Regions from separate parts of the Homo sapiens genome. Here region 1 is linked to region 2. Evidence: read pairs that join two places in POLR2A ChIA-PET (ENCODE). Cell type or tissue: Panc1. All regions are shown on one strand. Each heading gives the region's core, and the rest is flanking DNA. Links, peaks and the distances in the headings are about the cores only.

Region 1 (2,910 bases), core at 138-2,637, 98 kb before region 2:
TCTCGCTCTGTCGCCCAGGCTGGAGTGCAGTGGCGCGATCTCGGCTCACTGCAACCTCCGCCTCCCGGGTTCACGCTATTCTCTTGCCTCAGACTCCCGAGTAGCTGGGACTACAGGCGCCCGCCACCACGCCCGGCTAATTTTTTTTTTTTTTTTTTTTTGGTATTTTTAGTAGAGACGGGGTTTCACTCTGTTAGCCAGGATGGTCTCGATCTCCTTACCTCGTGATCCGCCGCCTCGGCCTCCCAAAGTGCTGGGATTACAGGCGGGAGCCACCGCGCCGGGCCGACGGGCTGTGTTGCTTTTCTAATAAAACACAGTCAATGAGGCAAGTTAGGGGAAAGGGTATGGGGGAGGAGGTGGAGCAGCACAAGTCTTCCCCTCCCCTTAGTCCAAGGCAGCCCCTTGAGGCACCTTCTGGTATCCTTCCAATCCCTTCATTTTGCAAAAGGAAGAAGTGACTTGCTCAAAGTGTAAAGCAGGTTAGCGGCAAGATGGGAGGAAATCCGGATCTTCCCCCTCCCCCACAGATTTCCAAATTGTCCTTGCCTGCCGTCCGTCTCCACACCACCCGACCTCCCTTCCCCCGCCACTTGCCCCCTTCCCTTTCTCTCTTTCGCGGCAAATCCAAGAGCTTCCCTGATTTGAAGCAGCTAAACAGTCTCACACCCTTAATCTCACTGTCTGAATGATAAATCCTGTAGGGCAGCTCATTCCATTCAAGCCCTTCACACCCTCCTCTGAGTAGCTGGGTGGTCTCTTCCGCCCAAGTGGGGGCTGCTGGCCCTTCCTTCCACTTAGCATTCCCCCAGGAGTCGAGGACTTCCCGGGAGCCCGGCATTCGCCTCCAAAACAATATCCAGATAAGACACGGCCCTCCCAGCCCCCTTTCAGGGCCACACCATAAAATAAAGCCGCGTGGGCTTTGCACCCCTGGACAGAATCCTTTGTCTGGGTTGGAAACAGCCTGAAAAGATGAAAGGGGCTCCCACTCTGACCTCTTCACCTCTTGTTATCTTGGGCCCACTCCCCTTAGACTCTCTGAAGCAGACAGCGGCGTTTTCCCATGGTCACTGGGGTTAACGACGTCTTAGCAGCTAACTGGGAGAGGAATGTGAGGAATGTACCTGCCTAAGGGGCGATTATTTTCATCAAGGACAGGCTGAAATGGATAATGAGGTCAAAAACAAACGCCATCTCTTTCTCAAAGGACTCTCTAAAGGGAGGCTATTAGATATAGTTCATTAGTTGAGGGTGGGGGGCTAGGGAGCTACTTTTTGACCGTTGCCTGAAGAGAGATGGAGGCATTTTGCCAAGTTTAGATTCTTCTCCAAGTCAGTAGGGGGCTAAGTTTAGGCTCCGATTCAAGCTTCCAGATATCTGAGTTTCATTCGGGTACAGGCAACAAGTGGCATTCTGGGCTGAAAATATTTGCAAGAGAATGTATTGTAACTGTTCAAGTGGGGTCCATAGTAAAAAAAAACAAAAAAACAAAAAAACTAATATCCAAAAATCAAATAATCAATTGTGGAAAACTGATGAACCAGAGTTTCTGTTTAAAAAGATATTTGTCGGTTCAATTCAGTATAACTACTATAACTACATTAATTTTATTAAAATCACACATACTTTATATAGTTAAAGCCTTTATACATTTTCTCTCCAAAAACCTTAAGAATAATTTCACTGTAAAAAAACATTTATCACATATTAGCATATTTATATAAAATGTCCCAGGGCCAGGGCTGGCCACGGTGGCTCATGCCTGTGATCCCAGTGCTTTGGGAGGCTGAGGTGGGAAGATTGCCTGAGGCAAGGAGTTTGAGACTAGCCTGGGCAACATACTGAAATCTTGTCTCCAAAAGACAAAACAAAACAAAAATGGATAAAATTAAATATTCCCTTTTTATTCCATTGCCATCACTGTAATTTAGGCTCTAACTCTCTACTCTTCACCAGTGGATTTTCACATAACTTACAAACTGGAACCCCACTTGTAAACTCCTTCACTTCCATTCATCCTGCATCCCATACAGTTTACCTTCTTCAAATGTATCTGTGCTGTGTTCAAAACCTTCATTGCTCACCAAGGCTGAATGTGATAAGGTATGTGCTACTTCAGTGCCCAGGCAGAACAGACATTCCTTTCCCCTCCATTTTTCTTTATACCATTACAAAATGAAGTTCAAACTCTCCAGTCTGGCATTTATAGCCCTCCAAATCTAAATCTGATTAACTTTCAATCCTAACATCCCCACTGCATGTCCTCCCCATATTTAAAAGCCCACCCTCTGGCCAGGTGCAGTGGCTCACGCCTATAATTCCAGCACTTTGGGAGGCTGAGGCAGGTGGAGCACTTGAGGTCAGGAGTTCAAGACCAGCCTGGCCAACATGGCAAAACCCCGTCTCCACTGAAAATACAAAAATTAGCTTGGTGTGGTGGGGCACCTGTAATCCCAGCTACTTGGGAGGCTGAGGCAGGAGAATCGCTTGAACCCGGGAGGCAGAGGTTGCAGTGAGCCGAGATCGTGCCATTGCACTCCAGCCCGGGCAATAGTGTGAGACTCTATCTCAAAAAAAAAATAAATAAATAAATAATAAAAATAAAACAGGATGTGAGTAAAGCACTTTGCAGTGTCTGGCACAGAATCAATTCTATAAATGTAAGCTTTGACGATAATGATGATATAGACTGATACCTGTAAAAGTTCTTTGCATAAAAAGACAAGCCAGCTCTCTGTAGAACATGCTGGACTCCAAGTTCCCTGATCAGGCTGTGGTCACGCAGGCCTTTGTACCTTTGCTCTAGCTTCTGTCTGGGTTTGGAATGTACTCTCCCCTCCTTCTCTTATCTCCATACTCAGCTCAAAGGACACCTTCCCAGGGAGGCCTTCCGAGACCAGCACTTCA
Region 2 (2,910 bases), core at 85-2,584:
ATGCAATCATAGCTCACTGCAGCCTCAAACTCCTGAGCTCAACAGAGCCTCCTGCCTCAGCCTTTTTTTTTTTTTCTGGAGACAGGATCTCACTCTGTCACCAGGCTGGAATGCAGTGGCACGATCTCAGCTCACTGCAACCTCCGCCTCCTGGGTTCAAGCGATTCTCCTGCCTCAGCCTCCCGAGTAGCTGGGACTACAGGCGCCCACCACCATGCCTGGCTCATTTTTTTGTATTTTTAGTAGAGACAGAGTTTTACCATGTTGGCCAGGCTGGTCTTGAACTCCTGACCTCAAATGATCCGCCTGCCTCGGCCTCCCAAAGTGCTGGGATTACAGGCGTGAGCCACCGCGCCCGGCCTCTGCCTCAGCCTTTTAACTAGCTGGGACCACAGGTGCATACTACCACATGCAGCTCATTAAAAAAGAAATTTTTTTTAGCTGGGTGCAGTGGCTCATGCCTGTAATCCCAGCACTTTGGGAGGCTGAGGTGGGCGGATCATGAGGTCAGGAGATCGAGACCATCCTGGCTAACATGATGAAACCCTGTCTCTACTAAAAATACAAAAAATTAGCCGGGCGTGGTGGCGGGCACCTGTGGTCCCAGCTACTCGGGAGGCTGAGTCAGGAGAATGGCGTGAACCCAGGAGGCAGAGCTTGCAGTGAGCCAAGATCACACCACTGCACTCCAGGCTGGGTGACAGAGCGAGACTCCTCTCAAAAACAAACAAACAAACGAAAAAAAAACCTTTTATTTTTGGAGAGACAGCATCTCGCCATGTTACCCAGGCTGGTCTCAAACTCCTGGCCTCAAGTGACCCTCCCACCTCAGCCTTCTGAGCAGCTGGGATTACAGGAGTGAGCCACTGTAAATATTTTTCTAAAATATTTTTCAAGATTGAGAGCACACAGTATGATGATAACCTTTTCATAAAAATCAAAACCAAGCAAAATTTAAGAATATATTTTTTGGCCATACATATATATGTGAATAAAACTTTATTATAAAAGTAAGGGAAGACCAGTCATGGTGGCTCATGCCTGTAATCCCAGCACTTTGGGAAGCTGAGGCAGGTGAATTGCTTGAGTACAGGAGTTCGAAACCAACCTGCCCAACATGGCCCATCTCTATAAAAAAAAAAAAAAAAACACCACCACCAAAACCAAAAATTACCTAGGTGTGGTGGTGGCACATCCCTGTAATCTCAGCTACTCCGGAGGCTGAGGTATGAGAATCACTTGAGCCTGGGAGGCAGAGGTTGCAGTGAGCCAAGATTGTGACACTGCACTCCAGCCTCGGTGACAGAGCGAGACTCTGACTAAAAAAAAGAAAAAAAAATTACCAAAAGTAAGAGGATAATAGATACAATATTTGGGATTGTGGTTACTTCTGAAGTGCAAGGGGCAGGGATAGGGGCAGGGGCACATAGATAATTATGAGGCATTATTCTGTTTCTTGGGTTGAATGAGAGATTCACAAGTGTTCATCATAGTTTAAAAAAAACAAGCTAGTAAATAAAAGAACAAAAGTGGGCCATGCATGTATTAATGATGACTGTTTTCTATGACCTAGGATTATGAATAATCCAATTCTGTATACCTGAGTTCCCTAAGGAAAAAAATAAAAAGAGTGGAAAAAGACATGTAATCTAATCTCACACCTGTGGCATACTGTGGCGTAATTGGCCTTGCTGTGTTCATTGCCTCCCATCCAACTAAAACAGATAGCAAACGTCCTCTTTGTACTTCTTAAAAATCTCATTAAAATTTTGGGTTCCCATTGGTCTATCCCTAGCAAAGACTGATAATTGTCTCCCAACATTCATTTCTCCCTTTTCACTTTTACCTTTAGCTAGACACATGGCCACCCAGCTAATGACTGCATTTCCCAGCTTCCCTTGCTGATTTGTGTGGCCCCATGACCAACGGGATGCAAATGCAAGTGATGGGTGCCACTTTACAGTCTTGCTCATAAAAGAATTAGGGGTGCTCTCACCTTCTCCCTTTCCCCCTTCCTGTTTTTTAGCCATGATTGGAACTGATCTATGACCTACCCTATCAGCCGTGGGTCATTGCTACTTGAGAGAGAAATAAACTCCTATCATAAATCAGCCATTGTCTTTTGGGGTTTCTTTGTTACAGTGGCTTAGCTTGTACCACATTATACTACCTAAACTTCTTTATTGACGAAGTGTAATGAGAACTAGTGATCTACTGGGATCTAGCACCTCCTTTGACTTTGCTCTTTTGAAGAATCCAGCAGATTCTTCCTGTCTACATGCTTATTTCACTGAGTCTATGCTTATTTACCATCTCCTCATAAAGAGATATCTCCCCTTTATCTCAAGATCACCATTCTCTTTTTTTGTTTTGTTTTGTTTTATTTTGTTTTTTTGAGACAGTCTTTTTTTTTTTTTTTTTTTTTTTTTTTTTGAGACAGAGTCTCGCTCTTTCGCCCAGGCTGGAGTGCAGTGGCGCTATCTTGGCTCACTGCAAGCTCCGCCTCCCGGGTTCACGCCATTCTCCTGCCTCAGCCTCCCAAGTAGCTGGGACTATAGGCGCCTGCCACGGCGCCCAGCTAATTTTTTTTTTTGTATTTTGAGTAGAGACGGGGTTTCACCGTGTTAGCCAGGATGGTCTCGATCTCCTGACCTCGTGATCCGCCCGCCTCGGCCACCCAAAGTGCTGGGATTACAGGCGTGAGCCACTGCGCCCGGCCGAGACAGAGTCTTGCTCTGTTGCCCAGGCTGGAGTGCAGTGGCACGATCTCGCCTCCCAGGTTAAAGCGATTCTCCTGCCTCAGCCTCCTGAGTAGCTGGGATTACAGGCGCGTGCAACCACACCCAGCTAATTTTTTTGTATTTTTAGTAGAGAGGGGTTTCACCATGTTGGTCAGGCTGCTCGAACTTC

What was found. Peaks named below come from ENCODE experiments on the same cell type or tissue, not always from the same donor. Only the 100,000 strongest peaks of a DNase experiment are listed, where the experiment ranks them.
Region 1: POLR2A ChIA-PET joins it to region 2 with 10 read pairs; 8 of 35 experiments call an interaction of 5 or more read pairs at or near these places.

The regions. Positions count from the first base shown.
Region 1 is chr6:37,125,360-37,128,269 of GRCh38, forward strand. No RefSeq gene overlaps it. Among named protein-coding and RNA genes, the nearest start is that of PIM1, 43 kb to the right of the region's middle. RefSeq lists enhancers at 1-591, 592-1,570, 1,672-2,349 and a silencer at 954-1,248. In Panc1, for the core only: no CTCF peak of the experiment used is centred there; no DNase peak of the experiment used is centred there; H3K4me3 peaks cover 602 bases; H3K27ac peaks cover 2,434 bases.
Region 2 is chr6:37,223,878-37,226,787 of GRCh38, forward strand. All of the region lies in intron 1 of TMEM217B (transmembrane protein 217B), which reads right to left. All of the region lies in intron 1 of TMEM217 (transmembrane protein 217), which reads right to left. Among named protein-coding and RNA genes, the nearest start is that of TBC1D22B, 32 kb to the right of the region's middle. In Panc1, for the core only: no CTCF peak of the experiment used is centred there; no DNase peak of the experiment used is centred there.